Regions from separate parts of the Homo sapiens genome. Here region 1 is linked to region 2. A link is a contact called in ENCODE Hi-C or POLR2A ChIA-PET data. All regions are on one chromosome and are shown on one strand. Each heading gives the region's core, a stretch centred on a gene start or an enhancer-like site at or near the end of the contact. The rest is flanking DNA. Distances are from core to core; before and after follow the strand shown.

The links. Hi-C counts contacts between places; a loop is a spot of excess contacts on that map. ChIA-PET counts read pairs that join two places held with the same protein, here RNA polymerase II (POLR2A). Pooled maps may share reads with other maps.
Region 1: a map of CD4-positive, alpha-beta memory T cell shows a loop between it and region 2 (9-fold over the local background). The contact joins the enhancer-like site here to the promoter of ZKSCAN4 in region 2. A Hi-C loop is called at or near these places in 3 of 168 maps with a recorded cell type or tissue (CD4-positive, alpha-beta memory T cell, CD8-positive, alpha-beta T cell and naive thymus-derived CD4-positive, alpha-beta T cell), 2 of 37 single-sample maps with no recorded cell type and 11 of 50 pooled maps. POLR2A ChIA-PET finds 5 or more read pairs at or near these places in 21 of 52 experiments (AG04450, B cell, CD4-positive, alpha-beta T cell and 18 more).

What each region holds. Positions count from the first base shown.
Region 1 is chr6:28,101,432-28,106,088 of GRCh38, forward strand. No RefSeq gene overlaps it. Among named protein-coding and RNA genes, the nearest start is that of ZSCAN16, 21 kb to the right of the region's middle. RefSeq lists an enhancer at 4,148-4,287. Within about 2 kb of position 3,345, at least 36 of the 41 ENCODE cell types and tissues checked have a DNase peak (open chromatin) inside an H3K27ac peak, as active enhancers do; they include B cell, CD4-positive, alpha-beta T cell and CD8-positive, alpha-beta T cell, where a contact is called at or near this core.
Region 2 is chr6:28,250,648-28,254,670 of GRCh38, forward strand. It overlaps ZKSCAN4 (zinc finger with KRAB and SCAN domains 4), which reads right to left and starts at 1,622. Exons shown (of 5, transcript NM_019110.5): 1 at 911-1,622. The coding sequence starts at 1,333. RefSeq lists enhancers at 1,181-1,250, 1,381-1,430.

The DNA.
Region 1 (4,657 bases), core at 2,095-4,594, 150 kb before region 2:
AATAGACAGAGAGCCAAATCATGAATGAATTCCCATTCACAATTGCTAAAAGTAGAATAAAATACCTAGGAAAACAGCTGACAAGGGATGTGAAGGACCTCTTCAAGGAGAACTATAAACCACTGCTCAAGAAAATAAGAGAGGACACAAAGAAATGAAAAAAAAAATTTCCTCCTCATAGATAGAAAGAATCAATATGTGAAAATGGCCATACTGCCCAAAGTGATTTATAGATTCAATGATATTCCCATCAAACTACCACTGACATTCTTCACAGAATTAGAAAAAACTACTTTAAATTTAATATGGAAACACAAAAGAGCCCATATAACCAAGAAAATCCTAAGCAAAAAGAACAAAGCTGGAGGTATCATGCCTACCTGACTTCAAACTATATACTACAAGGCTACAGTAACCAAAACAACATGGTACTGGTACCAAAACAGACATATAGACCAATGGAACAACACAGAGACCTCAGAAACAACACCACACATCTACAGCCATCTGATCTTTGACAAACCTGACAAAAACAAGCAATGGGGAAAGGATTCCCTATTCAATAAATGGTGCTGGGAAAACTGGCTAGCCATATGCAGAAAACTGAAACTGGGCCCCTTCCTTACACCTTGTACAAAAATTAACTCAAGATGGATTAAAGACTTAAGTGTAAAACCCAAAACCATAAAAACACTAGAAGAAAACCTAGGCAATACCATTCAGGACATAGGCATGAGCAAAGACTTCATGATGAAAACTCCAAAAGCAATTGCAACGAAAGCCAAAATTGACAAATGGGATCTAATTAAACTAAAGAGCTTCTGCACAGCAAAAGAAACTATCATCAGCGTGAACAGGCAACGTACAGAATGGGAGAAAATGTCTGCAATCTACCCATCTGACAGAGGTCTAATATCCAGAATCTACAAGGAAGTTAAACAAATGTACAAGGAAAAAACAACCCCATCAAAAAGTGGGCGAAGGATATGAACAGACACTTCTCAAAAGAAGACATTTATGTGGCCAACAAACATAAGACAAAAAGGTTCAACATCACTAATCATTAGAGAAATGCAAATCAAAACCACAATGAGATAGCATTTCATGCCAGTCAAAATGGCGATTATTAAAAAGTCAAGAAACAACAGATGCTGGCGAGGCTGTAGAGAAATAGGAACGCTTTTTACACGTGGGAAGGTAAATTAGTTCAACTGCTGTGGAAGACAGTGTGGTGATTCTTCAAATATCCAGAACCAGAAATACTTATTGACCCAGCAATCCCATTACTGGGTATATACCCAAAGGAATATAAATCATTCTACTATAAGGACACATGCACACATCTGTCTATTGCAACACTATTTACAATAGCAAAGACATGGAACCAACCCAAATGCTCATCAATGATAGACTGGATAAAGAAAATGTGGCACATAGATACAGTGGAATACTATGCAGCCATGAAAAGAAATGAGATCATGTCCTTTATGCAGGGACATGGATGAAGCTGGAAGCCATCATCTTCAGCAAACTAACACAGGAACAGAAAAACAAATACTGCATGTTCTCACTCAGAAGTGGGAGTTGAACAATGAGAACACATGGACACAGAGGAGAGCATTACACATGGGGGCTTGTCAGGGGATGGGGGCAAGGGGAGGGATAGCATTTGGACAAATAGCTAATGCATGCGGGCCTAAAACCTAGATGACGAGTTGATAGGTGCCGCAAACCACCGTGACACACACACATCTTTGTAACAAACCTACATGTTCTGCACTTGTATCCCGGAATTTAAAGTAAAATTTTTTAAAAAATGGTTGCTTTAAAGTGAAAGGATTAAAAAGAATAATAAACTGAGTGGATGCAGGAATTTGGGGAAAGAGAATAGGAAAAATTGTAAAAGGTTATACAAAGTTTGTGGAAATCTTATCTTGCATGGTCAAAGCTGATGAGAATAGATGGATCTGTTTATAAGGTATTATTAAAATTAGGTTTAATATTAACAATGCACTGATACAAAGTAGAATTTTATTTTCTTGCTTGAACAATATAGTATTAATAAGAGATATAAGACTAGTGTTCATCTTTTGAATAAACTGTTAAAAATTTAAAAAGGAGAGAGAGAGACAGATTCTTGTTTGAAAAACTGAATCTCCTCTCTTTCAAAGAGTAAAGGTTTACGCTTTTTGAAATATTTCAATTATCACTTTGGCTAAATAAATGATTATTATGACCTGTGATCTTAGTTTTGATATCAAAGGTTTTAAGACTTTGATATTTGACATAATTCCCAAAATCAAATTTCAAATTCTAAAATTAAGTATTTTCTATAAGGAATGCCTGATAGTCCAAGAGAGACATATTAGGCTTATTTGGTTAAAATCACACAGGAAACACTGTCAAATAAGAAATGGCATTTAACTTTTGTTGATTAGAAGATGTGGGAAAAGGCAAAAAAAAAAAAAACCCAAAACTTTCAGTCACATTTGTATAAATGTGTTATTAACATGTGTTCCGAAATTGTATATTCCTAAATTCTGATGTGTCTTGGTATATGTTATCAGTCATAATTATGATTATGGCAAATTTTGTAGGCTACAGAAATAACCAGATTTTCTTGTTAATTGTGTGTTTAACCATGGCTACTCTAAGCCTTTTGCCATCCACAGACAATTATTGTCTTACTTTACTTCTCAAAAAGTGATTTACAATTCGCTACAGTCTAAAATTTTATTTTCCTTAAAGGAAATTCATGGAAAGGACACTGCCAAGTACTCTTGAATGCAGGTTTCTGATAACTTTGGAAATCACACCACTGGACTAGCTAAAAACTTCCAGAACTCTTAAAAAAAAAAAAACTGATGGATTCATGAAGATTACTAACCCAACATCAAGCAGAACAAGAATTAATAACATGGGCCTAACCTAATAGAGGACTGCATTTATCTTTTATGACTTTTTGTTTGAAACAATTCTGATTCTTTCTACATTTGTTTTCCAGAGTCAAGAAAAAATTCATTTTTATTTTGAGCCATTTATGGTTACAGTGATTGGGAAAAGTGTACTTTTGTGAGAAAACTGAAACTCCAGGTCGGTGGACAGAAATGAAGTCTGGGGAGGTTCCCGCCTGCCGACCTGAGCGGGGAGGACTGACGGACTCAACGCTGCGAAGCTGGAACTCAAACCCTTTCTTTCGGATGAGACAAGTTGTGAAACAAAACCCCATGCCCAAGTGACCCCATTTGGAGACTCCGCGGCGCGCACTGGGGACCCCACACGCTGCACACCTCTCTGAAGCCGCTGGAAGCTGGGGCGCAAGGCCGGAAGGGGTTCGCAGACGCACTTCCGCCAGCGGCCAGGCAGGGCGCAGAGGAGCTAGTTAGAGCTGGGCTGGAGCTGCCACCCAGCCCAGGTAGTAAGACTGGCAGGAAGAGAGCAGGACGCCGCCGCCCGAGTCCCCCAGCTCAGCCAGGTGCGGGCGGGAGGAGCCCCGTCCTTGCTTAGCCCCGCGCTGGAAGCGCCGTCCGAGACACTGCACGGGGCAGACTGGTGGGTGTCCCGGCCCTGGCACCGCGGGGTTGCCCTAGCCAACCGGAGCCCAGCTCCCCCACGCGGGCCGGACGTTTCCCCAGACGTTGCGAAGTCCGACTCTGGTTCACAGATGCCGACCTGGTCGGTCTATGCGGACCACCCTTTTCTCCAACGTGACCGCCGACTATTGGAAGTTTTTTGTGATCTGTCAGGCCCTGATGGCTTAAGGAACATAGCCAGATCTTCCCGAGTCCGAGGCTCGTTATGGTTGTCCACTGATGATCTGCCATTTCGTTTATGTTACAGAATAAACAGGGAAAGTGTTTGTAGTCTGGTTGGTTAACACTGTATTTTGCCTTATTCTTTCAAAGATCTAAACTAGTGGAAGGCAACCTGTAGAACCCGCTTCCATGTCCTTTATCTTGAATGATTCCTGAAACAGCCTTTCTCCAAACCTGCTCCAGAAGTCCCTGAATTAATCCTTAGAGCCCAGGAAGTGAAGATGTCTTTCAAAGATGCCGATTGGGTAACAGAAGCTAAGCACAGAGAAGGCAGTAGAGGGCCTTATTGCGTGGTCCTAAGTTGTGTGCCAAAAAACAGAGAAGTGTCCCTGAGCACCAGGTGTGGTCTCCCCTGCCAGCCCCTCGATGACCAGGTCATAAAGATAACTGCAATCCTTTACTGAGGTCTTACTAAGTGCTAGGCACTGAGTCTAATGCTTTCCAGGCACTGCATCTAATGCTTTTTGTAATTTTTCTTAAAAAAAAAACCCTATATTATCAGGTCTGTGGTTTAATCACATTGTACCAATACTATTTTTTGGCCTTGCAATTGTGCTATGGTTATGTAAGATTTTAATATAATAGGAAGCTGGGTGAAGGATATAGGGACTGTTCTATACCTTTTTGGAAATTTTCTGTAAGTTTAAAATTAGTTCAAAATAAAAAGTTACAAACAAAATTAGAAGCTTGTTTTTAACGGCAGAAAAGGAATAAAAATTTAGAGATTAAGCCACTACACATAAGAGAATGTGACAACATTCGAGCCCAGGGCTTTTGGAATCCTCAGCCCATGCCCTTCACCACTGCCCACCATGTTAATCCTGGGTAACAGATAGGCCCTG
Region 2 (4,023 bases), core at 372-2,871:
ACACAGGGCCTGGCACATAGTTATGTCCTCATTAAAAGCAGGTTTCCTTCCAGACATTGATAGTTAAATTACAGTTTTCAAGTTACTGTCTCACGTGCAGCTCAGAATTTCCCACATATTTTATGAAGAATGAAGCTAAGAGATTTGCAATGACTTCCCACTGCTACAGGGCTTGCGTGCAATAGACCTAAGTCAAGAACCTTGGTATCCAGCTCACCAGTTAGAAGATTTGGCCACACAGGTCCTCTGAAGTTGTGTGCACAGGGACACAGGACGATGCAAAGAGGAAACAGTCCCTCATAAAACAGGGAAGAACATGGAGGTAAAAATAGGCCCACTTTCTACCAGAGGTTCATAACCAGTGGTCCATGGACTTTCTCCCAAGTGGTCCATGAACTTAGAAAGGACAAAAACTAATCTTATTTTTACTGGTCTTTAAGAGAGAGTTAACATTTCCTTCAATTATGAATGGAAGCAACAAATCAAGGTAGCATAAGCAGTACCCAGGACTTTGTCACCAACAAAACCTGCACGTTTTCACACCACATTACAACCAGGCAAATAGATGCTTATCGCCATTTTGAAATTGCCAATTATAAGCCCTGTCCCTAGGTCTTATTATTTAGTGCAGTAATAAAAATCCACATATATGACTTTAATACAAATTTAATTCTTTGCTAACTGTATGTCAATATAGTTGTGTTCTTTTGTAATCCTTTATAGTTTCTTTATATATTTAAAAATATAATTCTGAGAAGGAGTCCAGGGACTTCACCTTACTGCCAAGGAGGTTCACAGTACAAAAAGAGATGAAGAACTCCTGGACCTTAAAGGAATGCCCCTCGCTCCGATCTGGGATTTCAGGAGGAAACAGACCACAGCGCTCAGATACTAAACCTGTTCTTTCTACCTGCGGCGCCGGCTCATCCAGCTGCCTCTCCAAATACTCCAATAGCACCACCACCTCCTCCCCGCTCTCTGGATGCTGCTCCCGCACCCAGCTCTGCAGATTCCCCGGCAGGATGGTCAGGAACTGCTCCAGCACCAGCAGCTCCAGGATCTGCTCCTTGCTGTGCATCTCAGGCTGCAGCCATTGTCCGCAGAGTTCTCGGAGCCGGCTCAACGCCTCGCGGGGGCCCGCAGCCTCCGGGTAGCGGAAGCCTCGGAAGCGCTGGCGGGAGCGTTCGGGGCCCCGAGCAGGGCTGCAGGGTGCTCTCACCTCCGCCGTCAAGGCGGAGGCTTCCTCCTTCTCCACCTTCACGGTCAGGAGCCCCGTCTGGTCTTCTGCAGACTGGGCGTCCAGGGCTGCGTTTTTTCTCGGTTCTCTAGCCATTCTGACCCAAGGCAGTACTCGGGTCTCACTCTAGTTGCGACCTGTATATCTTCAGAGGATTCTGGAAGGGTGGTAAATTTTCCAGTAGAACTGCAAGTGGTCCCCCTCCTGTCATGCCCAGGGGCCCAGGACACCCCCTGAGGCGCAGCTGCACAGATCTCTCTTATAGTCCGTGCCTTTGCAGGGTCGTCCTCTGCACCCCACTCTGAATCCCACAGTAAGTATCACCAAAGGATGTCTTTGGGAGTGAAAGTGATCACTCTCCAGACATAGGAGGGAAGTTGAGGCTGGGGCACAGGAAGTCTCGATGGGAACTAAGGCCACTTCCTGGGCGCTCTAGGAAGCTTCTCTCGGTGGTTGTCTCCGAATTAACCCATTAGCTACCCTGTCCTTACCTCCACGCAAGGGAAGGCAGTTAAGGGATAGAGAAGGAAAGGATGACAGACCTTGGATCATAAGAAATAGGACTGAGCCTTTAAATCCTGGAAGGATGCCGCTGCGGCTCATATTTCTTTCCTATGTAAAGCTTGCTTAAGCAGCTGGCATAAAATTGACACTAAAATTGAGCTGGAAAGCAGGGGTTCCCCAGAGCCCCAAGAACCCTGGCAGGGGGACCTTTAGTCTCTCTCAGAAACATCAAAGCAGCAGAACACATCACCAGGCACTTGCCTGGAGCGAGCAGTGGCTGCCCTTGGTCCTTCCCCACTCACCCCCTTAATCTGTCACTTTTTTTCCTCCTCCTTAAGGCCAGACTACTCCTCCCGACCCTGACTGTAGCCCTCACCTCCCACTAATCCTCAACACACTGTCCCACTCCCCCACTCACCACTTTGCACATTCCATGGCTGCTTCTCTGGCAATCAGGCTTATGCTGCTCTCCACCTCCAGAAACTCTCTAGTCTCTGGCTTCAGGGACCCCATTCTCTTCTGCTTTCTTCCTTCCTGTTTCTTCCCAGCCCCCAATCACAGTCAAGCACAGTGGCTAGATACGCAGGTAGCCAGGTTACCTGTGTAATCCTGGCTTACCCTCCCTGTGCCCGACTTTTCCAATCTGTAAATAGGGAAAGTAATAGTAGATAGGGATGTTGTAGGCATTACTAGGGATTAGATAATGTTGTGAGCACTCTTGTGTAAAGTGCTTAGAACAGTGCCTGGCATGTGATAAACTAGGCCTATCCTATAATAGAAGAAAGCCCTGAGAATTCTTTGAACTAGATGGGACTCGATTTTAAGCCATAATTGACTGTAAGTTATTTGACTGGACACTTCAGTAAGCCCCTTTCTGCCCAGTGGAATGGAGAAGCTACAAAATGCAAGTTCAGTAGTTTATGAGGGGAAAAAATATCATGTCAGTACTTTCTTGAGTTTTTCTTTCTTTGCCTATGCCTCTACATTCCAAGGATTAAGAAATAACATAACTTAAGAAAATGAGAAGTCCCAAAGACTGTTGCAAATGAAAAATACTACAAAATATCTTTCTCTTGATGAGCTACCACAGAAGGTAGGGGGCACTGCCCATGAAGTATCCTTATAAGTGAACTTGAATCTAAGTACTTTTCTAGATCCAAATATTTACAGAAATAAGTTAAGTTAGCAGTTTTCACACTCTGTGTCACACAGAATCACTGGGGAGCTTTTAAAACATCCTGATACCTAGGCTGCAACCAAGATCAATTAAATCAGAATGTCACAGGATGGGACTCAGGCATTAATAACATTTTTTGGTTGTTTTTGTTTGTTTTGCGACAGAGTCTTGCTGTGTCACCCAGGGCTGGAGTGCAGTGGCGCAATCTTGGCTCACTGAAACCTCCACTTCCTGGGTTCAAGTGATTCTAGTGCCTCAGCCACCCGAGTAGCTGGGATTACAGACATGCGTCACCATGCTGGTCTCAAACTCCTGGCCTCAAGTGATCTGCCCACCTCAGCCTCCCAAAGTGCTGGGATTACAGGTGTGAGCCACCACGCCTGGCCAACTTTCCTAGGTGATTCCAACATGCAGGTGAGTTTGAGAGTTAAGGAATTAAATGACACTTTAAAAAATCAATCAGCCAAATCCAACATGTGGGACATTCTATAGAACAGAATGATGCAGGACAAGTGAGCCCCAAAATTAGGGCTTAGCTCAAAAGGATGCTTTGCTTCGCCCAGGGAAGAGTTCAAGGGCAAGCCAGTGGTATTAGGCAGCAACTTTTATTGAAGTGTCAGTGTACAGCAGCAGCAGAGGTACTGCTCCTTACAGAGCAGGGCTACCCCCTAGGCAGTGTGCTCAGACTAGCAGCTCAAAAGCAGTTCTGCAGTCACATTTATACCTACATTTAATTATATGCAAATTAAGCACCAGATTATGCAGAAATTTCTAGAAAAGGGGTATTACCTTCTGAGTCACTTGGTCATGGCCATGGAAAGGGGTGGCAACTTCCCTGTGTTGCCATGGCAATGGTAACTGACATTGCACACTGGTGGGTATGTCTGGTGGAGAGGTGATACTGCCTCTTCCCTCTTTTAGCTAGTCCTCAATTTGGTCAGGTGTTGGAGCCCCACTTCTGGAGTTGAATTCTGCCTCCTACCTCATTCCTCCCTCAGGGATTAGATATGCCTTCTTAATTTTAAGCAGGCTGCAGAAGGGCAGTGGTCCATCTTCTGTAACTGCTTCCTGCTTAGTTTATGGGCATAGGCCCTGCCTAGCACTG